7 separate regions of the Homo sapiens genome follow, and all the other regions are linked to region 2. The links are chromatin loops, found by intact Hi-C in ENCODE. Cell type or tissue: chondrocyte. All regions are shown on one strand. Each heading gives the region's core, and the rest is flanking DNA. Links, peaks and the distances in the headings are about the cores only.

Region 1 (4,470 bases), core at 308-4,307, 82 kb before region 2:
TTTCACTGTCTTGAAGTCTTTTACCCACAGTCTCCCATATTCAATACAGATAATAAATTCTATCAGAATGTGTAAAGTTCAAATAGGTATCAGAGGCTGCTGCCCTGCCTCTTTGCTCTGTACTCTTGTTTTTTTCTGGTGGGAGCAGAATTGGCCTGTGTAGAGGGTCAGGGGTAGACCCAGGCATCTTTGGGACACTGTAACTAATTATCACAACATTTGCTTTCAGAAGCCCCAGAAAGGCCCCCTACCCCCCAAACATGTCCTTCTGTTCCTTCCTTTTCTTTCTTTTCCTTCTCTAATCTACAGTGTGCTGAGTTCCAAAGCAAATTCTCATCCATTATACTTTTCAGCTTCTTTTTTGAAACATACATTCCTCCGGGAGGATTAACAAACTGAGATACTAACAAGCTGTGTGGTTCATTCATCAGACCCTTCAAGGGAAGAAGGACCCAGGGCAGCTCTGACACTGGGGCAGGGGTGAGGCATCACCCAAGAGAGAGCAAGGGGCAGGTTCCAGAAAACAAGGGAAACCAGTTACTGTCCTATGCTCCAACTGCCTAAACCTTAAAATGAAACAAATACAAGTAATGGGTGTTTTTCACTGTTATATACAAGGCAGCCTATTGGCCACATAATTCTTAAACAACCAGAAAAAAGCTGAAGTATGACCATCAATACGGGACATGGAACATGCCAAAAGATCGAAAGATTCTTTCTTCCCCCTCTTTAGGACTAAACAGCTGTGGGCATAAAGAAAAAATAAATTCCATTATTTTAGAAAGCATAATATTCCACCCTTCATTATTTCTTTGAGAATGGTTGGAATTATTACATCTACGAGAGGTTAGCCTCTATCGATTGAGTGATTTCATTAAAAAAATTAAACCAGTGATTGAGCTAAAATGAGTGGCCAAGCTACAAGACCAAAAATTGTGTGTGGTCAACAGGTGAGAGGAATGTGGAATATAGGAGCTACCTAATCAATTCCAAAGGAAGGGAGACATGATGATGATGATTGTTATTTCTCCCCACCAATGGGACAGTGCTCCAGTAGACCCCAGGATCTTCTATTTAATGGCTGTTGTAAGACTCTATCTCTGTTCCTCTTGGAAGAAAAGGTGCCACTGAGGACAAGGGAACAAGAATCTGTGTCAATCAACAATGCCCCTGAAGTAAACCAGGCAGGTCCGCACTGCACAGTCTCAGCTGTAATTCTATCCCAAGAAACCAGAGCACAGGACCAGAGCCACACTTAAGCCTGCAGTGTAGGGTGACGCCATGGGGCCACGTGACAGCCTGCCTCTCCAAAGCTGTTACTGTCAGTAGTATTTAGAGGAAAGGAAAAAAGTTGTAACAAGTGTAACACGAACATTAAGGAATACCAAGTCAGAGCCAATTAGGACGATAATTTGGCACTCCTGCCTCATGCATATGAAAAAGGATCCGCCATCAATGAGCAATAATGCATGGGATTTGTGGGAATGCTCTAACTTCAATACATCAAAGACGCTGCTGCACACCTCCGTCTTTTTTATTCCCATTAGCTCACCCTTGTCTGGATGAAAGAGCTCAGTGAATCAACTGCTTCTGTTGAACTGTTTATATATTTTTCAAGTCATGATTAGGCCATTAGTCACTGAGCATATTGCACAGTAAACTAGAGTAACTGCCATTATGCAACTTCCCAAGAACATACAGAGAGCATTTACAGTGAGGCCACAGTGCCAGCAAAATGTGCAATGGAGACTATTTATCAGCAATTATAAGAACTGTGCATTTAAATGCCAAATAAAATATACACGTGGCAGATACAGAACTTGAGGGGGAAAAGATGCATGATTAAAGTACCAATATTTGCTCTTCTGAATGTATTAGAGCCTGAAAACGAAAGTCCCCCTGAACCAGAAGCGAATCTTGAACTCAGTCTCAGTTAGCTTGGTTAGCCGCTGTTCTCCTTCCGAATGCCCCCATACCTGCCAACATCTGTATCTGAACACACTCAATGTTGGGTCCAACATAAGGAATTTCCCTTCTTCTTTCTTATTAAAGATTCCCAGGCCTCAGCATCACCCCCTACCCAAGCACTTGGATAATTCAGTAGAGGCCACTGGGGAGAACTTTTTTTTTTTGAGATGGAGTCTCACTCTGTCACCCAGGCTGGAGTGCAGTGATGCAATCTCAGCTCACTGCAACCTCCACCTCCCAGGTTCAAGTGATTCTCGTGCCTCAGCCTCCCAAGTAGCTGGGATTACAGGTGTGCACCACCACACCCAGCTAATTTTTGTATTTTTAGTAAAGATGCAGTTTCACCATGATGGCCAGGCTTGTCTCGAACTCCTGACCTCAGGTGATCTGTCCGCCTCGGCCTCCCAAAGTGCTGGGATTACAGGTGTGAGCCACCGCGCCTGGCCTCTCTGGGGTTTTCTGAAGCCACATAGACTTACATGTTTGAGGATTTCCCATTCAAAGTCCTAAAGAACACTAATAGAAGAAAAAGAAAGGAACATGTAAAAGTGGCATTTAATTTATCAGGACCCTTAGTCACATTCACATACATTGCCCATGATAAGCCAGTGACAAATATAATTGAAGTTTTAAAGTACATGTGCAAGGGATCAGCTACTTGAAACCTCCCAGCAGGAAAACAAGAAATAAGGGACCATGAGGAAGAGATCCAGGTCTCCACATTTACTGTACAAGTAATAACATAAGCAAGAGACTTCCTAAGAGTGTTTTATAGTATTTTACATGGCAAGACTCTTACTCTCCAGTCTGTTAATCCTCACTTTCCCGCTTCTATTCATATGCTTTATATGTATTTATTTGTTGAGTTATATATTTTAGCTGAACTTGGAATGACAGTTATTTTTAAGAGGCTACCAACATGGGTCAGGAAGAACCTCAGAAACCTGGCTCACAGTTGCTCTGGCATAAAAAGCCTTGACCGCCAAAACCAACCAGGGAGTTGATGAGATCTAGGTTTCCAAAACACCACGAAAAGGCATCTTTTGCTTTCTCCCATCTGGCCATTAAAAAAAAAAATAGTTATTTACCAAAGAAGATTCTTTTTGTAATACAATCAATCACTTCCTCCTGTGTTTAGGGTTCAAATCTAGAAGTCCATATGTCAGTCTAGCTTAGAGCAAAATGTAGCTTTCTTCACCTTGGACTAGAACAACCTATGAGAGAAAGATGGTGCCCAATGGGCCAGCACACAGCTGCTTTCTAAATTGACAGCCCTGAGCTTCTCCATGGACAGTGTTCCAAAACTAACTGTGGCTGTTAGGATAAAGAGGGCAGTTTCTCAGCTTCAGTGCCTTTAAGGTTATTTCAACTTTCCACCTCTGTTAACTACGCTGCAGAAACTTTTGACACTGAACTCTCCTTAATATCCATAAGCCAGAGATGTTCATTAGAAAAATTTCTCACTCCTCATCAGACAGCTGAAGACCTGAGTCCTTTGTCTTCCCCTATTCTGGAGATCACATTGAAGGGATTTTTGGGCTACCTGAAAGTGTTTATGACAGACAGACTCTTGGATTCAGGCTTAGGACAAGCAAACCTTTCATATGAGTCCTTAAAAACAGACAGTGCTCTGTTTGTAACTTTGAACTCCATTCTAGTACAAACATGCTTGGCAACTAGTGCCGGAGGGTTAACCAGAGAGTTTTCTTCCTGGCAAATTGCTCTGCCGCCACCATGGGTATTAACACTCCAGGATCCCTGCAACTTTCCCTTCTTCCTCTATTCCTCATCCCCTGCCCTGAGATATTATCTGTGCCCAAGCTGCAGGGGTTGAGGTCACACATCTGGTGCCAAGGAGCTGTCAGTGCCTCCAGCAGTGGCACAGTTCATGGTTCACGGTTCTTCTCCTGGCCCCTCCCTTGGTCTGGCATGCTGACAGAAAATTGTTCTTTTTTTCATCATTTGTCTGTGACTCAGAGGCAGACCATGGGGCCAACAAATCCAGCCCATGATCACGCTTGAAGGCACAGGGATATCTAGAAGTCATCCCCCAAACTTCAGGGACTATTGTCAAACCTTCTTGGGATACAGACATATTTCTCAGATCTCCTTTGGAAAGATCTTAGACTTGCTTGACAGGGGTCCTTGGAGATGATCAAATCCATAACCCTCCTCTCATTTTAAAGTTTTCTTTATTGGATTCTTTATGGGAGACCAAGTTCCTTATTGGATTGCTTCCTGTGGACCAAGGATGATGTTTTCTAGGGACTTATTGAAACTTGAGAGTCGGAAGTGGTCTGAAGGATTGTTTGATTTAGTGGTCCTGTGAACTGACATTGCCTAATAGCTGTTGTAACATAAAGATTCTCAGGTCTCAGCCCCACCCCTTACCCAAACCCTTGGCTAATTCCACAGAGGCCTGTCTCACTCTGTCGCCCAGGCTGGAGTGCAGTGGCTCTCCAGGGTTTTCTGAAGCCACATTTGAAAACCACTTATATAACC
Region 2 (4,226 bases), core at 1-4,000:
TGAGAGATCTTTTGGCTGAGTTTACTTATGACCTAACGGTTAGTCACCAACTGAGGCAGGGCACAGGATGACCAAAAAAAAAGTGTCAGTTTTTACACAACTCTGGCCTGCAAGAGCCTACGTGCTTCATAAATAAAAATAAACATACGAGCGAGGAAGGTGCAGAGCCCCGGAAATATTTTTTTCTCACATTTTTGAAATACCATGCACATATATGTGGCTATTTAAGTATAACTACTAGTGTTCACTCTTACTCATTTCTACAACTTTTTTTTTTCCATTTAAAAATCGATTATTGTTACGGTTTAAACCTCGGGTTGGTCTAAAGTGACATTGTTGGTCTCATTACAGCCTCTAGTGGACAGTTAACATCAGTTTCCTGAAAAGGCTCTGACTGGTTTTGTTTTCGTTGACAAGCTTTGTCAAGGTGAAGGTTAGTACGTAAGAGCATAACCGGGTAAAATGTCCCCTCACCCCTATCCTCACCCCCGCCCCCAACACCCTGCTTGGCAAAGACGACTTCAGAAAGGAGCAGAAGCTTGTTGGCTTTATATAGAAAAGACGTATGCTTTGTGCTGCAGGTATTATTATTACTGGACTGTGAATAAACAGAAAGCTTCTGCTATTCATTTCAGTTTCAGACAGCTTTCATAAAAACTAAATTCATCTCAAATATTTTTATAACAGAAAATATTGGTTGCCATGTTTTTGGCTTAACTGCGATGTTTTTATTCCAACTCATAATCTGCAAACTGTCCAATCCACCTCCACTCTATTTTTAGACATCTTACATTTAGATAATTTTCAGTTAAAAAAAAGCTAATATTGTAATTTTACGTTGGCACAAGCAGTTAATTTACGTGATTTTAACAACCTTAAATTAAAACACATAATTCAGATTACAGTTAGTCAATTAATTTAAATGTTCTCTCAAGGAAGCTAAATATGTATATTACCCAAATGGTAAAAACAATTAATAAGAAATGTGTCATTTACTTTCTTAGCCATTAAGTTTAAAGCCATAAACTGCCACCAAAATCTGTAACTATTTCTTCCTGCAAGATCCAACATAAACACCATACTCATGAAACTGTCTCATTACCTTTAGTACTGAAATATTTTGTTTTCAGATGGCAAAATATTAAGTGTACAATCACAAATAACAGGCACTGATTCTTTAGAAACAAGACTTTCTCGTGCAAATAAAAACTCAATGAAAAAGGGCAGAGCTTCCAAGAAGCTAGTAGACAAATATATAGTACTATAGTCCTACTCATAAGGCTGGTGTTATGTTTGTAAAAGCATAAGTCAACCTTTGAAATTACAGGAAATCGATAAATAAGGCCTGATGAGCTTGACTCGTATCCTGTGTCATAGATTGCTTAAATACCATGAAAAATAATTGTAATCACATATCTATTTTACTGTTTTGGTGGTATCTACTCTTGAAGGTGTTAAATGGGCCAGCAAGTATATATTATATAATTACATATTACACCCTTACTTAAAGTGTAGTTTTCAAAGTCGCCACAGCAGCACTTGGGAGCTTTTTAGACATTCAGAGTCAAGGGTTCTACCCCAGACATACCAAATCAGAATCTGCCTTTGAACCAGGCCCCTGGGTGATTTCTAAACACATTATCATGTGAAGAACACTGGTCTATACCACAGGGATCAACCTAAATAAATTTGGGCACAAGTGCAGAAGTTAATTCCTCTATTTATTTCTTTTTTGCTCCTTTTTAGTAAGTACAGCCCTTATTAATTTGTGCTTTTCAATGAAAAATTATTATGTTATATGCTTTGGATAAATACTACTGCACTGTAAGTGCACACATCTGCATCATTATTGCCAAAAAAGAATGCTCTGCTGAGGAATGTACTGGGGTCTTGAACATGAACATTTTCTTCATGGCAGCAGAGGGAGCACAAGAGTGCTTAATAAAACCAGTGCACAGGTCTCTCCAAATCATGACAGATTTTACATTGTAGTATATGTTTTCATTGGAAGTAGCCTGTTATGTAGTTCAAAATGAAGCAAATCAACTGAGCAAACACAGATAGGCTTACCAGGTCATAACAACTATGTAACTGAACAGATTGAAAGTTGAATAAAATAAAGATAAACTTCTTTAGAGTTTTAGGCTTGAATTCTTAAAAGAAAGTGGACCTCAAAAGTGAAAAAGATGCCTTAGCTTTGCTCAAAAACAAAGATAACACAACACAGAATCAGGCAACCCTAAGATGCCTTAGCTTTACTCAAAAACAAAGATAACACAGAATCAGGCAACCCTAATAGTAGCTCCTGTTTATCTAAAAACAGAGTCAGTTCACTGGACCCTACATCAGGTAACTTAATTTCATTTGGTGTCATACATGTTGGTTAAGGTCCATGCGCCTTTTGCTGTGTTTACACTCAGAATAATTTTAGGGGTTTCTCCTTAATGCTTGCAGTGGTGAGGATTTAGGTTTCAGTTATACCTACGTAGTATTTCATACTTTTCACTACTCTTCCATATTGCATCCTCAAAAACTCCCTTGAAGCAGATAACATACTTGGTAAAAGCCAAGTATCCAAAAAGTTATGGAACCACATCGTGCTTTCATAACATTGAGTCATTTAATTGTTTCAGTAGTGCTTTGAGGTATTCATAAATGAGGGAAATTATACAGACTAAAGATCCAGAGCATTTTTTACAGTTTTAAAGGTTTTTCAAAGTTATTCTTAGATAATATGTTTATATATTTATTATTTATTTACAAGCAGTCACTTACTCTGCATCTACAATAACTAAGACTTGAGAATATAAAATTGAGTAAGACATCTTAGTGTGCAAGGAGATCAGAGCAGAACAGATCTTACCTTTGGAAAACTGTTAATTTTTACCACGTTGAAACACAAAGATTCATAGTTGATGCGATCCAGCACCTGCCAGAATCATAGCAATCAGACTTCCAAATATGAGAATCAAACATTAGAATCATTAAAAATTTGAGAGGCGGGGGGGACAGTTGTACAACTCTTGAGCAAAAGTTGACTTATAAGCTAATATTAATATTTCAAATTTGTACGACAAACAAATGTGAAGATATAATGTGTATTTTATTTGAATGTCTTCCCTATCACAAAATCACATGAGTAAGTTGAGTTGGTAAACATTTATTTATTTTTATCTTTTCTAAAATGCTGAAAAGAATTTTTCTCCCACACTAAAGAGGGTTTGCCAAGTTTCTGCCTGGAGCAATTTGTTATGGCTGTGTAATAAATCCCAGAAAGTTTGAATTTTTAATGGAAACACTGACAGAATAAAGAGGGTGTAATCCTACATATGTCATTTAAAAATCTGAGCAAACCATAGTGTGCTTGCAAAACAAATATACTTTCCTTAGATTGCACTCACAAATAAGGCTGGGGAGACCACAAAAGTAAAACAAACTCAAAAGTGAAAAACACTCACACAATAGACTCTGAGGTCAGCTCACCACACCCAGACTAAAGTCACTGGGCTCTGTGCGTGTCACCAAGACTCTTAAAAGACATACTTCTGAATCATCTTTCTTGACCCTCCACCAAACTGTAGCAAGACAGGCTTCCTGGGAATGAAAATGACATTAGCATTAGTCAAGAGTGAAATTAAAGTCATTGTACTCAAACATCTGCCAACAGTCTGTGATTTCATAGTACCCACCTCTGAAATAAGACTCTGTCTACAATTAAAAACAAAGAAAAAAAGGTACTTTAGGTCTTCACTATCCACTATGTCTACTGAGCACTTGAAATGTGTGATTAGTCCAAATTAACATGTGCTGTAAGTGTGAAATATTCCTCAGATTTTAAAAACTTGGTATAAAAAATACATATTTTACATATAATATATATTATTCATTATTCCTATATTATTAATTTTATGTATTATATATACACACATGTAATATCTCCATTTTTACATTGATTAAATGTTGAAAATATTGGGTTATTTTTTAATAGTGTACATTGGGTTAAATAAAATATATTATTAAACTTCATTTTACCTGTTTCTTTTTACTTTTTTTTTTGAGACAGGGTCTAGGTCTGTCACCCAGGCTGCAGTGCAGTGCAGTAGTGCAGTCTCTGCTCACTGCAACCTCCACCTCCTGGGCTCAAGTGATCCTCCTACCTCAGCCCCTGAGTAGCTGGGACCACAGGCATGCGCCACTACACCCAGCTAATTTTTGTGTCTTTTGCA
Region 3 (4,470 bases), core at 313-4,312, 200 kb after region 2:
CAGTACAACAGGGTTAGGAGGTGGGACCTAATGGGAGATGTTGAGGTCATGAGGATTCGGCCCTCACAAATGGATTAATGCCATTATAAAAAAGAGTTTATGGGTTTGCTCTCTTCTGGTCGTCAGCCACATGAAGAACAGTGTTCCTCCTCCCTGAAGGATTCAATGTTTAAGGAACCATCTTGGAAGCAGAGACATGCTCTCACCAGACACCAAACCTGCTGGTGCCTTCATCTTGGACTTTCCAGCTTCCAGAACTGTAAGAAATAAATTTTAGTTCTTTATAAATTATCCAGTCTGTTGAATTCTGTTACAGCAGAATACTACAGGACAAAGACGCCCCTTTTTCATTATACTCTGTCCCTAGGCCTTCTTTCTGTCCTTGAATTGCCCAAGTTCATTCTCACCCCAGGGTCCCTTCCACTTTCTGTACCTGTGCACTGGCTGCCTGTCTGCATGTCTAGTTCTTGTCATCTTCCAGATCTTAGCTCACACGTCATTTTCCAGACATGTTTTGCTTGATCATCCCATCTTAAGTAAGATTAACAGTGTGGCCCTCCAAGTCACCCTGTTAATTTCCTTTATTGCATCCAACACTATCTGAACTACCTCATCTGCTTCCCTGCTCCTTTTTTGCCTGTGCCCACATACCAGAATGTAACCCTCATTAGGGCAGGACAGAGGATTTGCCTCGCTGCTACATCCCAGCACCTGAAACAATGCTTGGCACATAACAGGCTCTCAGGAAATATTTGTTGAATTAATGAATCGTTGAATATGTTCTCACCCAAGTTTTTTAGACTTGTTTTAAAGAGTGGGAGGATAAAGTGAAATAAGTAGCTCTAAGACAATTATCAACTTCACTCTATAGGAAAGGAGAGAGCCTTGCTGAACTGAAAGTGACATTGTCGTTGCTTAGGTATGAAATTGACACTATTTCTGAAAAAGTTCTTTGGTGTTCTTTATTTCAGACACAGCCAGGCCTGGAAAATAGGGGATTCACTGTGTGTTTTGTGCAGAATGGATAACAAAATTAATAATAACATTAGTGATAACAGCTTATATTTACGTAAGTGTTTGCTGTGCATTGGGTACTGTTCTAAGCATTTTAATCCTGATAGTAACCCTTGCTTAGGTACTGTTATTAGTCTCCTTTTAACAGATGTGTAAACTGAGGCTCGGAGAGTTTAAGCCATGGCTAGTCAATGTCAGAACTCTGATTCTCACTTTGGGAGTCCGGCTCCCCAGACGCTGTGCTGCCTCTACTAATAAATACATCTTTTTGATCATGGTGCAAGTGACTGGTGAAATCGATGGGCAAATTCGACTTTCCTTTAAGGTTTGCCAGTAGGTCTGAATGCTCCTTAGAGACCGTCTTGAAACGTGTTAGCCAGCCCAGAAAGCCTGTGCTTGGGGCTTTGGAGTCCAGGGCTTCCAGGCAGAGCTCTATGCTACCTTCCTTCCCAGTCTCTGGACACCTATTTGAATCTCTCTGACTGACACATTTCCTTGCTAAACCTTTACAATCACTCAGACTCAACCAGTGTCGGCATTCTGGTCTGCCATGCCAACGTGACACCATGCTGGGTACTTGGGCATGCGTGGTTGGTATTACCTTAGGTACCTACATTTTTTGCTCTCCCACCTTCCTGTGGCATCTATCCCATTTTTGGAATTAGTGTGCTCCCTTCATGTTGCTGCTTTGGATTCATCAAATCTCTGAAATAACACCTGGCCACTACCTCTACTTTAAGGCTGGCTCATTCGAGAAGGCCTGTTTTAAAAGGTCAGTGTTGTTATTAGTGGAGAACAGCAGTAGCAAAAGCAGAACAGAGTCGGAGTATCAGTGCTCTGGTCAGAAACTCCCTGGGGATCGGAGCAGAAGAAAGAGCATGGAACCCTTTCTTGGCACATTGCTGGACCATGGACTTGATGCAATAATCTGTAAAAGCACACCCATAATACATGCAGTAGTCACAGATTTCTTCTCCCTCCTGCTGGAATACTGAGTTGGGAAAATCTTCCGAGCCTGAGCTGGCATGTTGCTAGCGAGGCAGAGATTTCAGGTGAGAAGTAAATGTGCAGAGCGGATGCAGTGACCTTTCTTATTTGCAGTGTTTTCATTCTGCAGCTTGCACGGCAGGGACCCTGACATCAGAGGCTCTGATGGCCCGAGGCTGTGTTGGAGAGGAGATAAATTAGCCTGCCCTACTTCCAGAGGCTCGAGTAATCTACGTGCAGCACGGAACCTGGGCAGGGCAAGATGTGTGTGGATGAGCGACCTCTCGTGGCTGGTAGTGGGAGCTGCATCGCCTGTTCCGACCGGCTGGAGGAAAGTAGAGGGGACCCTGGGTCACACCATGGTCTGTGTACCCAGTCCGGTCCTGGGTGTTAGGGAGGATTCAAAGGAATTACACACAGGCAAATCTAAGGAGCTTATCCTCTGACCTGGGGAAATAAAAGGAACATACGGTTTCTCTATCGACTTGAGGTCATACGAGTTTCCTAGAAGGGAGAGACCCACACGGATCAGAGTAATCCAGGAAGCTGAGCCTAGAAGGATGATTGGACTTCAGATAAAAAGAGGGAGGGCATTCTGGGATAGGAGAAGAGCACAAACAAATCAGGCAGGAAGAAAAACCTTGATGACATAGAACAAAGATTTTGAATGAAAAAAAAAAATGTTGAATAGTTTGGGGTTTATAGATGCAACTGAAAACCAAGCGATGTGGTAGGGAAACCAGGAATAGAAGGTCCTGCCCTCATAAGCCTTCGTAAAAGACCTCCTCAGGTCTCCGCTGCAGAAAAATAGCCTCACCACGCAGCCTGGGCTGCTCTTTCTGCCCCAGCGTTTGGTGCGTTGTGGACCTATCATGACAAAATCAGGGTTGCAAGCTCAAATGCCACCGGGGCCTAACAGTTAACGTGAATGCATAAAACAGACTGGGTGGGGGATTCTGGCATTTCCGAGATGTCGACTTCAATTTTAAATTTTTCGGTGACATTTAGACAGCCTAGAGTCATGACTAGGATTGGAAGTAGTGGAGGCTGTAACAAAAATAGGAGGGCTTGGGCCTCTTTACAATAGGCAGCAATGACTCAGCTCTGGCCGGTGCTACCGTCAGGGATATTGCCAAGTATTCCAGGTATTCAGTAGAAGCATATACATTATGTAAAATGTAATGGAAAATCTCCCCATGTTTAAATGTTGGATCGACTTTTTTTTTTTTTTTTTTTTGAGACAGAGTTTCACTCCTGTTGCCCAGGCTGGAGTGCAATGGCAAGATCTTGGGTCACTGCAACCTCCGCCTCCCAGTTCAAGCAATTCTCCTGCCTCAGCCTTCCAAGTAGCTGGGATTACAGGCGCCCATCACCACATCTGGCTAATTTTTGTGTTTTTAGTAGATAACGGGGTTTCACCAAGTTGGCCAGGCTGGTCTTGAACTCCTGACCTCAGGTGATCTGCCCACCTCGGCCTCCCAAAGTGCTGGAATTACAGGCATAAGCCACCGCGCCCGGCCTGGATCAACTTTTGAAAACATAGTATGGATCAGAAAAACCATTTGGCCTGCAAATTGTCACTTTATAAATGGGGATTTGGATTAATCAGGTTTATTCTGGAAAAGAAAATTTTAAAACACTGAATTAAGTAGATTCTTATGTTTGGAGGAGAGCTATGGATGCTGGTGGCTGCTTTCATTTCTTTTTGGTGAGAGCCGAAAGTGTTTTTTCTCTGATGGGTTCCTTGAAAAGGGCTCGGGCTGAGGTCAGGAGCCTTTTGCTCCTGTTGTCTCTCTGCCTCTTGTTAGCAAGTTGGGGTAACTTTTCTGAGTTTCTGTTTACTCATCAGTGAAATTGGCAATCTAATTCCAGGTCCTTTTAGCTCAAACATTCTGACTCCTAAGGCACCATCTAGATCTAAAATGCCACAATTCTTATTCCGAGCTGGAAGCACATGTGCTTTCCAGCTGACCTCACCTTACCTTATGCTCAGAGAGAGTTGCATTTTGTGTGCTAGCCTCCTGTGATCCTTCAAGAAAGGCAGTGTAATGTAGCAAAGTCATCGTCAACCTTGGCCACACATTGGAATAAACTGGAGAGTTCTGCAACAAACCCAATGTCAGGCCCCATTCTGAACCACCCAGACAAAGGGAAGTGGCCTCTGGGGATGGGCCCCAGGCATGGAGCTGTTTTCATGACTCCCTCAGTGAGTGTCATGGGCAGCCAGGATTGTGAATCAATGGTGTGGGCAGAAGTAGGCATTTGACCCGGTCTCTGGAATCTGAAAAAGCTGAGCAGCAGCAATGCACATTGGAATCTGAGGCAAAAGGGAAAATGTGGCCTCCTATACACACTTATCAAAACATCCACCCCTATTCTGAACAAAATGGAAAAAGTTAATAAAATCTCTACAATCAGAAATCAATGACTATATATAAAGCCTGTGTTGCCCAATCTGTTCATGCACTA
Region 4 (4,470 bases), core at 239-4,238, 320 kb after region 2:
GTTATTTTTAAATATAGAGAAGTTATTATTATTATTATTATTTTGAGACAGGGTCTCACTCTGTCATCCAGGCTGGAGTGCAGTAGCATGATCTCAGCTCACTGCAACCACCACCTCCTGGGCTCAAGTGATCCTCCTGCCTCAGTCTCCCAAGTAGCTGGGACTACAGGTGCATGCCACCATGCCCAGGTAATTTTTGCAGTTTTTGTAGAGATGAGGTTTCCCCAGGTGGGCCAGGCTCGTCTCGAACTCCTGACCTCAAGTGATCTGCCCACCTCGGCCTCCCAAAGTGCTGAGATTACACATGAGTCACCACACCCAGCCAAATTATTGTTAACTATAGTCACCCTATTGTGCTACTGAATAGAAACCAAAATTCTTAATATAAAAGTAGGCAAATTCATCAGTCTTAGCTTTATGATTTGTCCTTTTCTTATGTATTCAGAAGTTGTTTCTTACTCTAAAATCATGAAAACATTCTTCCATTTATTTGTAAATAAGTCCTGAATCCACCTGTGATTTATTTTTGAGTACTGTGTGCCTATTTCCTCTTCGAACCCTCTCATCTGGCTCCCACTTCCACCACATAACTGAAAGTGCTCTTGGGAAGGTAACCAATGGCTTCTACATTGCTTTATTCAATTCTCCTTTCCAGGCCTTATCTTAGATAATCACTCAGCAACTTTTGACACAGACGACGACTCCTCCTTTGTGAAAGATCTGTTCTTGGCTTCCATGAAACCACATTCTCCTAGTTTTTCTTTTACACATCAGGCAGCTCCTTCACCTTTGCATGTCTCTGTTCCCTTCTTGACCTCCCAGGTTCAAGCAGTTCTCCTGCCTCAGTCTCCCGAGTAGCTGGCCCTCTCTTCTTCTCTTTCTATGCTGTTTTTCCAGGCAATCTCGTCCATTCTAAGGGCTTTGTGCTGATGATCCTTAACATTGAATCTCTAGCCTATACCTTCCTCCTGAGCTCCAGCCTTGTAACCCCTTATGGATGTCTCTTGGCATCCAAAATTATTATGCCTAAAACTGAACCCTTGATCTGCCTTTCCCAATTCCATAAATGTCACCCACATCCACCCTGACATATACCAAATATCTGCTGAGGTCTTCCTTGACATCTCCCTCAACATCCAGCACAATAGCGAGTCTTACTGAGTCTCACTAAAAGGCATCTGAAATCTGTACACCTCTCTCTATGCTCACTACCAAGCATTCATTATCACCCAATGACTCCTAATCATTCCCCCTGCTTTAACTCTTGTTGCCTCCAATTTTTTTCCCAGATGAAAGCCAGAATGATCTCACAAAAATATAATTGGATCCATGTCAATCATCCATATAAAACCCTTCAAAACTTATTATTGCAGTTAGGATAAAAATCCCAAATCCTTTATGTGGGCTAGAGGATACCTTACATCAAATGACACCAGCCTCTTTATATATAATCCAGTATACCTTAAGGTCAACTTACAACACTCTTTCCCCATTTGTTTTTTTGTTTGTTTGTGTCTCTCTTCCCTCAAGCTTCAGGTTAAGTGTCCTCCCCTCTGTTATATGATCTCGTAGTAACTTGACTTTCCTTTATATCATCTAATATGATTTGTGATTAGATGTTTGTCTGAAAATTAACTTATTTTCTGTATCCCCACTAGATCCTGACTTCCTGGGGGCAAGAACCATGTCTGCATTATTATTATTATTTCTCCCATACACCCTGGGCCTAGAACAGTGCCTACTCATGTTGGGAACCCAATAAGCCCTGTTAAACACCGAGGGCACATGGAGAAGGCAATGCCCCTCTCTTCACTGAGAAGACTCATAATCTCGCAGAGTTCCTAGCAGCTGAGACTCAGAGTCTTGGGGCTGCATTCCTGTTTCCAGGAAGATGATGCTGGGGAATTCACTCCTCATGACTTCATCTTCCTTTTTTTTTTTTTCTGAGACAGAGTCTTGCTTTGTCACCCAGGCTGGAGTGCAGTGGCGAGATGTCAGTTCACTGCAGCCTCTGCCTTCTGGGTTCAAGCCACTCTCCTGCCTCAGCCTCCCAAGTAGCTGGGATTACAGGCACGCACCACCACACCCTGCTAATTTTTGTGTTTTTGTAGAGACGGAGTTTCACCATGTTGGCCAGGGTAGTCTTGAACTCCTGACCTCAGGTGATCCACCCGCCTCAGCCTCCCAATTAAAGTGCTGGGATTACAGGAGTGAGCCACTGCCCCCTGCCTGGGCTTCATCTTCCTTATCCGGAAGCTTCCCCTTTCCCTGCTCCTGTTTACATCCCCTGCCCCATAATTCCCACTACACTCCCTTTTGGGGCTAGGATTTCTTTATAAGGGAGCAGACAGCAGAAGCAGATAAATTTTCCCCACAGAAGACTGCCTGACTGTACAGGCTGTGTACACTGATTATTATTGTTACTTTAAATCGGAAATGTAATTAGTGTATTAGTACTTAATTGTATAGTAGTCTATTAGTAGCACAAAATCCATTCACCTAAGATTATTCTTGTAGGTGATTTGGACACAATAAAGTCAAGCTTATTACTATTTCATCATCGCTGTGGTATTATTGCCCCCTGGTGGCTATGCTAATTACTTAGCCCTGACCGACTGGGAGCTATTGCTCTTCAAACAGCAGCCGGGATGTTCCCGGAGGATTGTGGTACTTGCTTCTCTCCAAACAAACCTAGAGACAATCCGGGCGCGGTGGCTCACGCCTGTAATCCCAACACTTTGGAAGGCCAAGGTGGGTGAATCACTTGAGGTCAGGAGTTCGAGACCAACCTGGCCAACATGGTGAAACCCTGTCTCTACTCAAAATGCAACAATTAGCCGGGGCGCACACCTGTAATCCTGGTTACTTAGGAGCCTGAGGCAAGGGAATCGCTTGAACCGGGAGGGGGAGATTGCAGTGAGCCAAGATCATGCCACTGTACTCCAACCTGGGTGACAGAGTGAGGCTCTATTTCAAGAAGAATAAGAAAAAAACCAAAAACTAGAGACAAAAAGGGCATGAGAGCATTTTTTTTAATGAAAGTCTCTATGTCAACCCCACCCACACCTTTGTCTTTAGGGTGACCCACTCCAACCCTTTACTCCCCTTCCCCTAGACTTTTCTGTCTCTTCTTAGGCATCATTCAGTCTGGCAAACAGCTAGAGTCATGAAGCCATGTGGTCTCCAAGAACAACAGTTGGCGATCCCCAGTTTTGAGAACACCTGTAGTTCAACCTGATAGGCAGCATTTCCATGGCCTTAGGCTTTCAGGCAGCAAAAAAGTTTCAAATGTATGAAATCACAGAAGCACTGCCAGTCATCAGCCAGGTGAAGTTACCTATGATAATTACTGTGCACTCTTAGGAAGTGTCACCTGTGCACTTCGGTTTCATGTTTCCAAATGCATACTCACTCTTCAAATCAGAAACTTACCCACAAGACACAATTCAGCCACTCAAAATTGTACAGCCTGGTTCTAGCCTTTAAGATGAAATAGGAGAAGGTGGATATGGGGAATTTTGTGTCTAATCGATAGAAAATGCTTTGGCCAAGTTGAAAATATATATATATAGCAGTTTTTGCTATATGTTCTTTCCAACAGAGAGAAGCATTTCCAAAAAGCCAGAGGTAGTTGCTTTTATCCATAATGAAAGCAATTCAGTTAAATGGTCGTTCACAAAGCAGAACTTGGCGTGGAACCCAGGGTTCCTTGCTGCCTGCATTCCCATTTTTTTCTCTCTAGCACTGAATTAAGAATCAGACAGCAACTGGCTCTGATTCTTGATCCCTTTGTTACTAGCTGTGTAAGGCAAGTTATTCAAGGATTTCTGAGCCTCGGGATCTTCCCTTTATATCCATAAAATGGGTATAATAATACCTACCTTATATGTTTGTTGTAAAGAACTTATGCCAGGCACGTATTAACCATTCAAGAGGCAGTAGCTGTCATCATTACCGTAATTATTCTTATAGTTATTCAAGACCTTATGGTTGATCTCAAGGAAGAAAATAACAAAAAGCCAGTCAAAGCTCATTGTTTGCATTGGAGAACAATATTTAGTTACTTAGAAGACATTGTGAGTAACAACTGACAAATGATATCCTTCCCCTGCCCTCTTTTTCTGTCTCTCTGTGGCAGGTGGAATTCTCAAATGGACCCTAAAATTCCAGGCCCCTGGTATATGACCCTGAATAATCCCTTTTCTTTGGATGTGGGTAGAGCCTGTGATTATGATGGAATGTCACACTCATGAACAGGTTACACTGTATGGTAAAGGGGAAGGCATTCTGCAGATATAATTAGGGTTTCACATCAGTTGATTTTTGAGTTCATTGAAGGAGATATTATCCTGGGTGGGCCTGACCAAATCAGGTGAGCCCTTAATTTTTATTTTATTTATTTATTTATTTATTTATTTATTTATTTATTTATTTATTTATTTATTTTGAGACAGAGTCTAGCTCTGTTGC
Region 5 (4,470 bases), core at 194-4,193, 200 kb before region 2:
TAGGGTTAGAACGAAAACAGCTGTAAAAATGTCCTGACAGGAGCTGGAGACCAGCCTGGCCAACATGGTGAAACCCCGTCTCTACTAAAAATACAAAAATTTGCTGGGCATGGTGGCAGGTGCTTGTAATCCCAGCTACTCGGGAGGCTGAGGCAGGAGAATCGTTTAAACGGGGAGGCGGAGGTTGCAGTGCACCGAGATCACACCATTGCACTCCAGTTTGGATAGCAAGAGCGAAACTCCACCTCAAAAATAAAAATAAAAAAATAAAAAATAAAATGTCCTGACAAAGACTATAGTGAGCTCATCAGACATTCCTTTAATATGCTTGTTCTAAAGGGGGCAGGGGTGGAGAGAGAAGACTAGAATTGGTCTGCAGGGCCCAGCTCCTCTCAGACACCCGTCTTGGAGGAGGTTAGAAGAGTGTTCAGGGTAATGGGCCAGCAACACTAAAATGTCCCAGACTCCAATGAAGCTTCTCATTCTACCACTCCTGCAGAGATTCTTGTAGCAAATCCCTGGGTTTTTCACCTTGCCTGTCAAGCACAACTTTTTTGATTCCCTTGAAGACACATTCAGCATCACAAAAGAGGTGGTAAAGCTTACTTTCCCCCAATTATGACCATTTTTAGCATCACAGTCAATTTTCCACTGTCCACCTGATGGACCGGAGGGCAAAGCTGGCTGAAATTCACAGGTAATCCCAACTTTATTTTAGTCAAACATATCAACCTTGCCTCTTCAAAATGAAAAAACAACCTCTTGTTCCTTTCTTCTTTGTTCATAGGAGAACAAAATGGGAGTGATGTAATTAGTGGAGACAATGGGAGTGAGTAATTAGTGTGCTTTGTATACAATGTAGAGAAACTATTGAAAAATAAAATAAAAAGAATTTTATGAAATATTCTATAAAAGTCAGGCTTCCTACCCAGATGACCTTCGGAAAAATTTCTCTGAATCCCTGATGCCTTGGGTATCCAGTATGCAGTATATCTGATACAAGAGATTGGAGGATCCATGAGTTCATTCTGGGCTGTATAGTGATGCCATAACACTCATTGCTATTTTCCAAGCTTGAGAATCATTTAATATTTCCCTAAAACTATCTGATTAACTGCAAAATGGTGCACTGAGCAATGATAATATTTTTGCAATTACAGGAGTTAATTATTTTGGTTCAGACTATACAACAACCCTCTCCCACCCACCTCTCCACAGATACATTTTGCTAAGTTTTGCTTTTCTTCATTGGTAAATAAAAATGGGACATTCACCAACAAGTTCCCATAGAGCCATACTTTTCACTCCTTTCATTTAGCAAACATTGACACAATATTTACTGTGTTTAAGGACAGGGGTTAAATTCTCAATATACTGTCTCATGAGTACATAGTTTAAAAGAAATGTGTTTCAACAAATAATTTGAAAACCAAGTAAAAGTAAGAAAGGTCCCATTAAAAATGTGGACCAAAAAAAAGATAACTTCCTGGGGTCATTTGAGATTATGTCATAAGGAGAACACAGAATTTGATGTGGTCCTGGAAAAGAATATATAGAAATGCAGAGAGGGGAGGCAGGAGGATGATCCTAGGTGAAAGAAACCAGAGATGCAACAGAAGCAGAAAACCAAGGGAGCTTGAGGTGTGAGAGGAACATGTATATAATTATGGGGAAGCCTGGGCTGCAATGAGTAAGGTTAGGAAGGTAGGCTGTAACCAAGTCACAACACTCCCTCAGGACCTGGAAGATGTAAACAAGGAAGAAAAGTGGTTATACACACTTAGGCAGAATCTACTTTTAAGAATAAGTACGAAAAGGGACAAAAGAAGGAAGACATAAAGAAGAAATGATCAGAGCAGTAGAGGGTAAGAGAAAATAAAGGCAGATAAAGAGTGTTTTCAGAAACAAATAGGCTGATGCAGTGGCTCACACCTGTAATCCCAGCACTTTGGGAGGCCGAGGCAGGCGGATTGCTTGAGCTCAGAGTTGGAGACCAGCCTGGGCAACACAGCAAAACCCTGCCTCTACAAAAAATACAAAAATTAGCCAGGTGTGGTGGCCTGCACCTGTAGTCCCAGCTATTTGGGAGGCTGAGATGGGAAGATCACTTGAGCCCGGGAGGCAGAGGTTGCAGTGAGCCAAGATCACCCCACTGTACTCCAGCCTGGGCAACAGAGCTAGATCTTGTCTCAAAAAAAAAAAAAAAGAAGAAGAAGAAAGAAGAAAGAAGGGGAATGGGGAAGGGGAAGGAGAAGAAAAGAAAAGAAAGAAAAGGAGAGGAGAGGAGAGGAGAGGAGAGGAGAGGAAAGGAAAGGAAAGGAAAGGAAAAAGAAAAGAAAAGAAACAAAAGAAAAAGAAAAGAAAAGAAATGAAATGGCTGGCAGCAGCCACCGTAGGAAATACAGCCCAGAGGTCTAGGAGTAACCACTGAATAAAAGCTTACTAGTTTGAGTCCATCTTAGGCCAGTGAAGACATTGGGCCGAGAAGTTTCCAGTGCTTGGATGACAGAGAAGAACTGGTGACTAAGACTTCAGTGGGTGGTAATAATCTGGATGAATAGAACACAGACTATGTTTTCAAAACATGTTGAGGTTAAAGAAAGAATAGAGAAATGGAAATTGCCTGAGGAGAACAAGGTCAAAATAAGGGCTCCTTTAGTTTTTAAAAGACAGGCCACACCACTAGGCACATTCATAGACTGAAGAGAAGGTTTTGGTTAAGATGAAGATAATGAAAGATCAAGCAGGAGAGGGAGATAACCTAGGTGACAAAGCCTCAGAGAAGTCAGGGTAGAGAGGGATCCAGAAAACGAGGGGTCTTGGAGCCTTGCGGAGTGGGAGGTCTTCTTGCTCCTCTGGGATGCGTGAGCACAGCATGCAACACTTGTCTGCAACTGTGAGACAGGAGCAACGGACAGAATTAAAGGGAAAAAGAGAGTAGAAGGATTCATGCCTGGATTCTTCAAGATTTTAAAAAAGCAAGATGAATAAATGGTCCTCTACCAAAGTGAGGGTGAGGGTAAGTTTTGAAGAGACTGGAAAAGTTTGGAATAGATCCCATAAGAAATGTGACTATGAGCCCACTAGAAAAGCAATGATGACTCTCCTCAGATTAACAGTAAGAATTTACATCAGGACCCATCAGTTGGGTTTGGGGGCCTCTAAGCAGCTGTGCAGGTGATGGGGATCATGCAGGATTGGTGCCTGGAAAGGAATGCATGGCACTAAGCTATTGGGCATGCACAGTTAAACTTTCAAGCCATGAGGTCTAGGCTGGTTAGGGGGCAGGAATACGGAGCCTGAAGAAAGTGGCTATAGTGACCAAGAGTGGGGGATGAGTCAGGGCTCACAATAAGGAGACAACTGAGTTCTGAGGAAGAGAGGGAAAGCAAGGGGGTCAGGAGGCTATGCCCAGAGAGAACTACAGAGTCTGAGATTTTAAGATTTAGAAAGGTCCAAGTTGGGGGGTGTGAGGGTTCAAGTTGATACACAGGTCCGGGGTGTGGCAGTATCTCTGGGAAGCTGAAATGAAGGAAAGGTGAAGTCTTAAGGTGAGGAGATGAAGCAACTGCAGGGCAGAGAGAAGGGTCAGGTTAAACTTAACACCGGTCCATGACGCCGCTGCACTCAGACACAGAGGAAGTATTTCATCATCTTTTTGTCAACGGGGAACACAAATGCCCGCTCCAGGTCCAAGGGCTTAGGACGGAGCATCTGATTTATATTCCTTACTTTTTAGGATACAATTGGGAGAAGCTCACGAATAGAAAGAGAATTCTCTAAGATTTCAACAGGTGTATGATCTGGGATCATATCATGAGGGAGTCAACAGACAGCATGGACCTTGCTGAGTAAACAGGATGTGGGTCCAAATCCCAGCTCTTCTACCTTTTCAGCTGAATGACCTCCAGGCTTAGCAGCCTCTCTAAACCTCAGCCCCCGTCTATAAAGTGAGAAACATTGTAACACATACATGATGCTTAGCAGAGCGCCTGGGCATTCATACTTAGCAAAAGTTGGTTGATATTCTTACCCTTCTACAACTATGTTCTCAAGAAAAATCATTTTTGGGAGAGTGAGATAGGTAAGAAGAGAGAGGAGGCCATCGTGAAGCGAACAAATGTGTAAAATGAAAAAAAAATCACTTACAATCTTAATTTGTAACTACCTAAAAGTAGGCTGCACAGAGAAATGAAACTATGTCTACACAAAAACTTGGAAAGGAATGTTCATAGCAGCACTGTTCATAATAGTGAAAGAGTGGAGACAACCCAAATGTCCATCAACTGATAAATGAATAAACAAAATAAGGTATAGCCATACAATGTTACATTATTCCATCATAACAAGAAATGAATGACTGATGTATGCTGAAATGTGGATGATCCTTGAAAGCATTATGCTAAGTGAAAGAAGTCAGTCACAGAAGTCCGCATATTGCATGATTCTATTTATATGGAATGTCTAGAA
Region 6 (4,470 bases), core at 254-4,253, 270 kb after region 2:
CCCAGAGGCTGCTTGCCAGGTAGGATCTGGTTGTAACTATGATAATTAAGGAATCAAATTCCTGAGAAAAAAATGTACATAAAGAATCAGGTAGTCCCTATTGATCTACGTAGCCTGGAGAGCTGGTCCAGTGGGCAGGCTGGCCAGATGCAGAGTCCAGCAGGTAAGAAACAATACCACCTGCAAACCTGAGACTCAGGAAGTGAGTTCTGATCTGGGACACCCACAACAGTGCCGACTCCCCCACCCTTTCTGGTGTGCAGGTGGAAGGAGGGTGCATAGGTGTGAGTGGCAGATCTGGGGAGAAGGGGAAGCTGCCAGTACAATTTGCTTTTGCCTATGTAGGAGCAGAGGGCTCTGCCTTCAGGGCCAGCCAGCTACTGTGGGTCTTTACAGCAAGCACTGGCTGAATAAACCTACCTTCCCTTATGGGCCTTGACCCTCGACACAAATGCCAAGTTAGTAGCCTCAGAATTGTCTTTTCTCTTCAGAGAGAAGCGTGGAAAAGATAAAGCCAGAGGCAAGGAAAACTTCTCACTCTTCTCTGGCATGCCAGGTTCAAAGAATGCCAATAGCACCCATCATCCCACCCCATGAAGAACAGCAGCAGCCCCGAATTGGGGAAGAGCATCATGACTAATGTGCTAGAGGTTGCACTTGCACAGATGATAGAATTTATAAAAGAAATTCAACATGGGTTCTGTTATGGGTTGAATTGTGTCCTCTCAAAACAGATATGCTGAAGTCCTAACCCCCAGAACCTCCAAATGTGACTTTGTTTGGAAAAGGTCACATTCTGATGACCTTTATAGAGGTTATCAAGTTAGAATGAGGTCATTAAGACAGGCCTAATCCAACATGACCGGTGTCCTTTTAAAAAGAGGAAATTTGGACACAGACACATCCACACACAGAGACCTCCAAGTGGAGATGAAGGCAGATAGTGGGGTGATGCTTCTGCAAGCCAAGGAACGCTGAAGACTGAAGGCAAACCACCAGAAGCCAGGGGCGAAGCCTGGGACAGATTTTTTCTCCCAGTCCTCAGAAGGAACAAGCCCAGATGATACTTCATCTCAGACTTGCAGCCTGCAGAACTGTGAGAGATCCATTTCTGCTGTTTAGCCCTCATCTGTGGCACTTTATTACAGCAGTCCCTTCCCCACAGACACTAGTACTAGTCCTAGGAAAGTTCACTCAAGCTGGCAGTGGCTCAGGAGGAGAATGAAAAGGATACTGAGGCCACTCGTTTGCTTCTACTTGAGGACAAGCAGGTGCCTCTCTTCCCGCTTCTTTCTCCTTACTGCTGCTGCCACCCACACAGCCCCCAGGCTTGTCCTAGAGGGCTCTGGAGGTACACGCGAGGCCGGCGAGTTGTCATGGCAGGGAAGTTGTGGGGAGGGTGGAAATGGCGATTTCCATTCCTTTTTTCCTATTTCATGTCCTGCCTGGAACATGAAACAAAACAAAACAAAACAAGACCAAATGCCCTTGGTCAAAACACCTCTGCATCCAAATAGCCTCTGAGGCAAGGCAGCTTCTGAGGCAAGGCGGGGCATCGCCGCACAGAGGCTTGGAGCCTTTGAGGAACAAAGAGGGCTTCAGAGCGCGCTGGCACTCCTTGGCTCACCCATTGATTTTCATTTGCACAGACGCAGGCCCTCTTTTTGTAATCAGAGGGGGGAAAGCAGATCTGTGGAAGGCAAATCTACCATCAGCTGCCTAAAAATAGACCCGCCGCCTCACCACCGTGCAAAACAGGCGCCGGCCCGCTGCTGTGCGCTGGTTGCAGCATGAATTCGCTGGGCAGGGATTTGCAGTATAGACGTAGAGTTGTTCTGGCCTCTGATGCTGCGCCCGGGCCTTAAATGGAATCGCGGTCTGTGATAACTTTTGACAAGAGCTGGCAAGCTGAGCCTTTCTTTGAAATGCACTGGGGGGCTCTCGCACAAGAGCCAGGGCTTTCCAACAGGTGTGAGCTAGGGGGTAGGCCCTACAGATTATTAGGAGGGAAAGTTGTCTATGGTAAATTACCAACTGGGGGAGGTCAGAGTCAAAATCTCCATAGCAGAATTATTACTAATTGTGAAGCGCCAAGATCGTAAGAGAAGAAACCATTCTGACGTGTCATTTTTCCCAGGCCACGACATCTCTGTTAAACAAAAGAGACTCATATTTGAAGTGATGAAAAAGCCATGAAACATAATTTGAAAATTATGTCATGCCCAGCTTTGCCTTCCCTCAAGGCAAATAAAAGCCTCGGAATAAAAACGTTTCTATTTATTTTCAAATATTTGCATGGGTTGCCCCTTTAATCATCCATTCCCTCTAATATTAGTCACAAGCAGTTTAAATGGAAGCTGTTAGCATGAATGAACACTCCTTAATGGCTGGATCACTGGAGGAAGTGAGCTGTAAAGCCCAAACAGTCAGATGAAGAAAAGCAATTAATAAAATTTGCCTTTATCTCAAAGAAACTAGGATGTTTTAACTGCAGTTATGTTTTGAAGGAAACAAATATGATGGTTGATTATCACGGAAAATAGACTGAAGCCTGCCCACTTGTAAATTCACAAACTCACTTCAAGTGGAAAACCCAAGTCTGCATCCTCGAGGAATTGTACAAATGTGCATCACGAGACAAGATCTGGCCCAATGCCTAGAAGCTGGTGAGGTCACCAAACTCATTACTCAGAAAATCAGCTGTGAGCCAAGCCCTCATTCCGTTGCATTTCACATAGAATGGAGATTCCTCCGTCTTTCCCATGCTCCCACCTCCCATCATTAGAAGAAAAATGGGATTCCCAGGTATTTAACTTTAGGAATCTTACAGAGATCCAACATGGACGCTTTCACGCCACATCCTGATTTTAGCTGTGGCTCTTCTTGCTCTGTCTGGAGGCATCTCAGCAGTTAATGGGAGTGATTCACATGATCCTACTCCAATTCCTGCTATTTTAGGATACTTAGCTTTTCTTAGCCATGGATTTCTTCTGTCTAAATCTGCCCGACTGAATTGGAAGCTGCCCAGAATCTTCTTCTTTGGAAATTACATTTGTGCATCTAGGGTATATTTGTCGTTCCGCCCACGCTCCAGCCACTTTTTGAGAAGTGCAGAGCGAGTCATGTGACAGCCATCAGTGTATTTGCACCCTTTTTTGTTTAAAAACATAATCTGCATTACAAATTGCACCAATTCCTGTATGTAGTAAGTCATCATTCAATAAAAAGCACAAATGTATGCCTGTCACATTCAACATAATAAACTGCAAGTAAATACATCTTTTCTTAGTCCAAATCAGTCAGTAAATGATGTCTTTATTTTCTCTGTTATGCACCAAGTTTGCAATCAGCTTTATTCTTGATTCTCTCAGGCCAAGCCTACACAGCGTTAACTGCAGTGGAAGATTGTGCTTTTATCAGAAGCAGCTGAACACCTGAGGACAGGAACATGGCTGAAGCAATTCATTTCTCCAATTCACTTTGTTCTACTTTATCATCATCATTCCGGTATTATCATCATGTTCATCAGATTCTCCATCTAAAAAAGATTTATCACAGTGTCTGCATCTGCAGGCGATACTACAATATAGATAAAACCATTGCTCCCTGCCTGCTCCGGATGAGTTTGCAAAGAGGTATGGTATAGAAGAAACACTTTGTGCTTTGAAGCAAGACAAAACTGAGTTAAAATGGCAATCTTAGCCTGGGCAACATAGTGAGACCCCCATCTCTGCAAAAAATACAAAAATTAGCTGAGCATGGTGGTGCATCTGTAGTCCCAGCTACTCGGTAGGCTAAGGCAGGAGAATCGTCCGAACTTGGGAAATTGAGGCTACAGTGAGCCATGATCGTGCCACTGCACTCCAGCCTGGGTGACAGAGAGAGACCCTGTCTCAAAAAAATAAAAAATAAAATTGCGGTCTTATTACTTACATTAGATATTTGTTTTTGGTAATATTATTCAACCCCTGAGAGCCTTCATTTCCTTATCTATATGATGACAAGAATAGTTACCTTACAAGTTAGATGTGATAACTTCAAATTACATGGCTGTTGTGCTCGCTACACAGTGCCTTTCTGATTAAGCATTGACTAGAACAGGGTCATGTTCTTATGAAAAAAGGCAAGCTGGCCAGGCTTTATTTACTATGGATGTGTTATTAATAACGGTGATTATAATAATGGCTACCATGATCTCTTTTTATTCTATAACAAGAGGGTAAGGTCAAATATGGAACAATTTGAGCTTTAATAAAGATAATAATTGCAAGGGGGAAAGAATCAAGCATTTATCCTGACTTGCCTGTAAGAACTATTCCACTGAGTAACCAAATAGTTGCTGGAGAAACATGTCATCCCTTTGTATAGATGAAGAAACTGATAAGATAGTAAACCAGAATTTTCTCTTTTAAATTTGGATCCCTTTTTCACAAAGATCATGACCACCCCATTTGCCCTCTTTCTGTCCCT
Region 7 (4,470 bases), core at 205-4,204, 450 kb before region 2:
GGATATAAACATTCTTAAAGGTTAACTGATCATTAACCGTTAATGAAGAAATCTCACTGAGGGGTTTCTCAGTGAGAATATATATCATCAAATCTGTTGCTTGAAATTCCCTTGGAGAGGAGCCTTCTCCATCTCAAAACATGCTGTCAATGCCAGCGGGGACTGGTTTGGATGTGAAACAGAGACGGTGTGATTTTGTAGGATGATGTCATCTTCAACTGGAACAATAAGTCTGTGAATTCCTTGAATTTAAAACCCATATGGGTATTCTCTATGATGCTGATAGCTTCAAAATATTGTTATTATTATTATTTTTTTTTTTGAGATGGAGTCTTGCTCTGTTGCCCAGGCTGGAATGTAGTGGCACTATCTCGGCTCACTGCAAACTCCACCTCCTGGGTTCAAGCGATTCTCCTGCCTCAGCCTCCCGAGTAGCTGGGAGGCATAAGCCACCACACCTGGCTAATTTTTGTATGTTTAGTAGAGACGGGGTTTTACCATGTTGGCCAGGCTGGTCTTGAACTCCTGACCTCAAGTGATCTGCCTGCCTTGGCCTCCTAAAGTGCTGGGATTACAGGTGTGAGCCACCGTGCCCGGCCTCAAAATATTATTGAGGGTTCCTAATGATACATTTCAGGCTTTCCAGTTTTAATAAAAGTTCAACAAGTATACACCGAGCACCTGCTAAGTGTTAGGAACCTTAGAAGAGTATCTATTGGTTAAGACCTAGTTTCTTGCCTCCCACCAGGAGACAGAACATACACGCAAAACGGGTACATTTGGACACCAGTGACCACACTATCCGATGACGTCCACTCAGATGTCGAATGGGCAACTCAAACTTAAAGTGACCTAAAACACACCAGACCTCCCGATGTGCCCCTGCCCGGTGGCCATCCCATGTTCTTCCCCATCTCCATAAATGGTATCCCATTCTTCCGGCTGTTCAATCAAGCACCTTGGAATCATACTTTCTTCCGCTCTTTCTCTTACATCACAAACATCCCAATTATAAGCAAACTGTATGGGTTCCTTTTCCAAATACACCTAGAATGATACTATTTTTTTACTACCTCCACCACCTTTGTCCTGGCCAAGCTGCATCTCACTCGCTCGGTCACCACATGCAAGCCTGATGTGGTCTGCATGTGCCCCTTACTCCCTACACTGTAGCAACAGTGGTCTCCTTGCTGGTTCTTTAACCCCTCTTGCGCCTTCCGTCTGGGCACCTGCTACTCTCTCCATTCATTTGGAATCTTTTTTGCCTCACGTACTGTTGCCACCCACTGTCCTTTTCAGAGAGAACTCCCCTGACAGTTCTATTTAAAATAACAACCCTCTAGTTTCCATAGCTTCCTTTTTTTATTTTGAGATAGGGTCTTGTTCTGTTGCCCAGGCTGGAGTACAGTAGCATGATCATGGCTCACTGCAGCCTTGACCTCGTGGGCTCAAGATATCTTCCTGCCTCAGCCGCCTGAGTAGTTGGGACCACATGCATGCACCACCATGTCCAGCTAATGTTTTGTTGGTGAAGATAATGATGATCATTATGTAGAGATGGAGCCTTGCTATGTTGGCCTGGCTGGTTTCAAAACTCCTGGCCTCAAGTGCCCTCTTGCCTCAGCCTCCCAAAGTGCTGAGATTACAAGCATGAGCCACCTAGCCTGGCCCCTTCTCCTCTTTATACCAGGGATCCCCAACCCCCAGGCAACAGACCAGTAGCAGTCCATGGCCTGTTAGGTACTGGGCTGCACAGCTGGAGGTGAGCAACCATTCCAGACTGAGCTCCGCCTCCTGTCAGATCAGTCGCAAGCATTAGATTCTCATAGGAGCGTGAACCCTATTGTAAACTGCGCATGCAAGGAATCCAGGTTGTGCACTCCTTATGAGAATCTAACTAATGCCTGATGATCTGAGGTGGAACAGTTTCATCCCAAAACCATCCCCCTCCCTCTTCCCATCCTGCCAAAAAATCTTCTTCCATGAAACCAGTCCCTGGTGCCAAAAGGGACTGGTTATCTTCTTATGCATTCTTTTTTATTTACTTGTATATTTGTCTGTTTTGCCTCTTTCCCCAAACTCAGTGTTCTATCTCCAGAGTCTAAAAGACTTCCTAGCAAGTAATAGGTGCTCAGTTAAAATCTGAAAGAAGAGGCCGGGCATGGTGGCTCACACCTGTAATCCCACCACTTTGGGAGGCAGAGGCGGGCTGATCATGAGGTCAGGAGTTCAAGACCAGCCTGACCAACATGGTGAAACCCTGTCTCTACTAAAAATACAAAAAAATTAGCCAGGCGTGGGAGCAGGTGCCTGTAATCTCAGCTACTCTGAAGGCTGAAGCAGGAGAATTGCTTGAACCTGGGAGGCGGAGGTTGCAGTGAGCCAAGATCACGCCATTGCACCCCAGCCCAGGTGACAGTGCAAGACTCCGTCTTAAAAAAAACAAAAACAAAACAAAAAAAAAACTGAAAGAATAGTTCTGTTTGCCTTCTGTATGGAAAAACATTGCAATGGTACAAGTGGACAACAGGGGGCAATAGAGAGACTGCCTGTCTTTTTTTTTTTTTTTTTTTTTTTTTTTAACCAGCCAGAACTAAAGTGGGCTGTGACCTCCCCCAGGGAGAGGAGCAGTGCTTTCTCCAGGGTGTGGCTTTACCGCCTAACAGGCAGCTTTCTCAGCGGAGCCATAGCCACCTCACCTTGTCAGATGCTGAGGTCGTCATGATTTTATTGAATCACACTTCAGTTATTTTCTCTCCACTCTCGTTCTTGCAGCTGTGTTAGTAATCATTAAGTCATTTTATGATCTTGCTGGGGTTCCACACATTTTCCAGAATGGTTTCTGATTAAATCCCAATGAAAATAAACTCATGGGAGCAGTACCACAGATAACCAAAGCACGTTACATAACGCCAGACAGCTCAATATAGCCCATTTTTTCATCCAGTAAATATATCCTGTTTCAAACACCCTAAGCAGTAAGTAGAATAGCCTTTATAACTTTTCTTTCTTTCTTTCTTTCTTTTTTTTTGAGACAGAGTCTCACTCTGTCGCCAAGGCTAGAGTGTAGTGGTGCCATCTTGATTCACGGTAACCTCTGCCTCCCAGGTTCAAGCAATTCTCCTGCCTCAGCCTCCCAAGTAGCTGGGATTATAGGCGCCTGCCACCACACCAGGCTAATTTTTTTGTATTTAGTAGAGACGGGTTTTCACCATGTTAGTCAGGCTGGTCTTGAACTCTTGACCTCAGATGATCCACCCACCTCGGCCTCCCAAAGTGCTGGGATTACAGGTGTGAGCCACCGCGCCCAGGGATGGCCTTTATACTTTTGTAAGCTTGAGGGCCCTCTGTCTTTCATCTCTGGATGCCCTGTCGCCAGCACCTCTTGCTTTTGGGGGTGGACCGCCTCCCACCCTCCTCCACTCTTTCCCTCCCTCCTCCCACTGCTGCCAGCAAGCCCATGTGCTCATCAGTGTGGTTATAAGAGATCTGCCTACCCCTTCCTCCATCCATCCCCCTAAATCGACTCCTCTAGAACTGTCACCTCCAACTCCCATTTTGGATGGACGAACCTAGACAGGGAGACAACACCGACTCACTTCTGGGCTCATAATTATTTTTTAAATGTCACCTTCCTAATCTGACTAATGACTGGCTTTTAAGAAAAATTTTAGCTCCTCTGTATGAAAATTCAATAAAATTCCTTTCACCACTTAGTCAATAACTACTATATCTAAACACTATGCACATACACGCATATTTATGCTGTTTGATTGTATATTTCAATCTTAGATTGGTGCTATGTCTATATACACACATATGTACATATCACCAAAAACAAGATAGAAAGAAAACAAAACGTCTGTTGTTTAAATATGTCTCCCATTTCCTTCACAAGAGTCCCTGTTTTCACAAATTGCGAAGGGCATCTGTTTTACAAAACATTTTTTCATGACACTATCCCAGACATACAAATTTCGCCTGTTGCTGGGAGCAATGAATTCTCTCATAAGCTAGGTTTCAGTAAGTATGTCTTGTTTTTTGGCGAAATTATTAAATTGGGCATTCTTAACTTTGTCTGCAAGTGAAATTCTCAGTCTTGTTTTACCTGTAGAGAAAGGCCGGTCTGCTTTCCTGGAAGGCTAAGTCTGCATGGTTACGTTCTCAGCATGAAAAAAATCAGAAAACCCCGTCTCAAAGATGAAGGGGGTAAGCGAGAGACCCATTTACTGCAATGTTTAAAAATCATTAATAAAAACAGTCAAAACGCTTTGGCTGAGTGTAAGAATCTCTGTGAGTGTTCTATTTAAAACACTGAATCATGTTCACGCAAAGCCTGACTCAGTCCTTGGTGGAAGTGTTTCAGGGTTGTTCAGTAAACCCACACCCTAGCACCGGGACGCCTCCTAACACAAATCCCACATTAAAAGCTGGGTTTTTCTTACACATGGTAGCGTGGCTCACAGAGCT

What was found. Hi-C counts contacts between places; a loop is a spot of excess contacts. Peaks named below come from ENCODE experiments on the same cell type or tissue, not always from the same donor. Only the 100,000 strongest peaks of a DNase experiment are listed, where the experiment ranks them.
Region 1: it touches region 2 in a loop (2.5-fold over the local background); 27 of 110 quality-filtered maps call a loop at or near these places.
Region 3: it touches region 2 in a loop (5-fold over the local background); 72 of 110 quality-filtered maps call a loop at or near these places.
Region 4: it touches region 2 in a loop (8-fold over the local background); 56 of 110 quality-filtered maps call a loop at or near these places.
Region 5: a loop joins it to region 2, with 2.4 times the contacts of the local background. A loop is called at or near these places in 9 of 110 quality-filtered maps.
Region 6: it touches region 2 in a loop (2.3-fold over the local background); 3 of 110 quality-filtered maps call a loop at or near these places.
Region 7: a loop joins it to region 2, with 4 times the contacts of the local background. A loop is called at or near these places in 11 of 110 quality-filtered maps.

The regions. Positions count from the first base shown.
Region 1 is chr6:16,680,083-16,684,552 of GRCh38, forward strand. All of the region lies in intron 2 of ATXN1 (ataxin 1), which reads right to left. Among named protein-coding and RNA genes, the nearest start is that of ATXN1-AS1, 79 kb to the right of the region's middle. In chondrocyte, for the core only: no CTCF peak of the experiment used is centred there; no DNase peak of the experiment used is centred there.
Region 2 is chr6:16,762,858-16,767,083 of GRCh38, forward strand. ATXN1-AS1 (ATXN1 antisense RNA 1) reads left to right here. Exons shown (of 3, transcript NR_136240.1): 3 at 1-4,026. Among named protein-coding and RNA genes, the nearest start is that of ATXN1, 3.5 kb to the left of the region's middle. RefSeq lists an enhancer at 1-256. In chondrocyte, for the core only: CTCF peaks have their summits at 351, 570 and 1,886 (motif pointing right); no DNase peak of the experiment used is centred there.
Region 3 is chr6:16,962,790-16,967,259 of GRCh38, forward strand. No RefSeq gene overlaps it. Among named protein-coding and RNA genes, the nearest start is that of STMND1, 140 kb to the right of the region's middle. In chondrocyte, for the core only: a CTCF peak has its summit at 2,295 (motif pointing left); a DNase peak (open chromatin) is centred at 2,278.
Region 4 is chr6:17,083,985-17,088,454 of GRCh38, forward strand. No RefSeq gene overlaps it. Among named protein-coding and RNA genes, the nearest start is that of STMND1, 16 kb to the right of the region's middle. In chondrocyte, for the core only: CTCF peaks have their summits at 2,566 (motif pointing left) and 2,765; no DNase peak of the experiment used is centred there.
Region 5 is chr6:16,560,182-16,564,651 of GRCh38, forward strand. All of the region lies in intron 4 of ATXN1 (ataxin 1), which reads right to left. Among named protein-coding and RNA genes, the nearest start is that of ATXN1-AS1, 200 kb to the right of the region's middle. In chondrocyte, for the core only: no CTCF peak of the experiment used is centred there; no DNase peak of the experiment used is centred there.
Region 6 is chr6:17,030,468-17,034,937 of GRCh38, forward strand. It overlaps LOC105374951 (a long non-coding RNA gene), which reads left to right. Exons shown (of 3, transcript XR_926534.3): 3 at 3,372-3,758. Among named protein-coding and RNA genes, the nearest start is that of STMND1, 69 kb to the right of the region's middle. In chondrocyte, for the core only: no CTCF peak of the experiment used is centred there; no DNase peak of the experiment used is centred there.
Region 7 is chr6:16,314,312-16,318,781 of GRCh38, forward strand. The region is part of intron 7 of ATXN1 (ataxin 1); the gene reads right to left. Among named protein-coding and RNA genes, the nearest start is that of GMPR, 78 kb to the left of the region's middle. In chondrocyte, for the core only: CTCF peaks have their summits at 2,525 (motif pointing right) and 2,788; no DNase peak of the experiment used is centred there.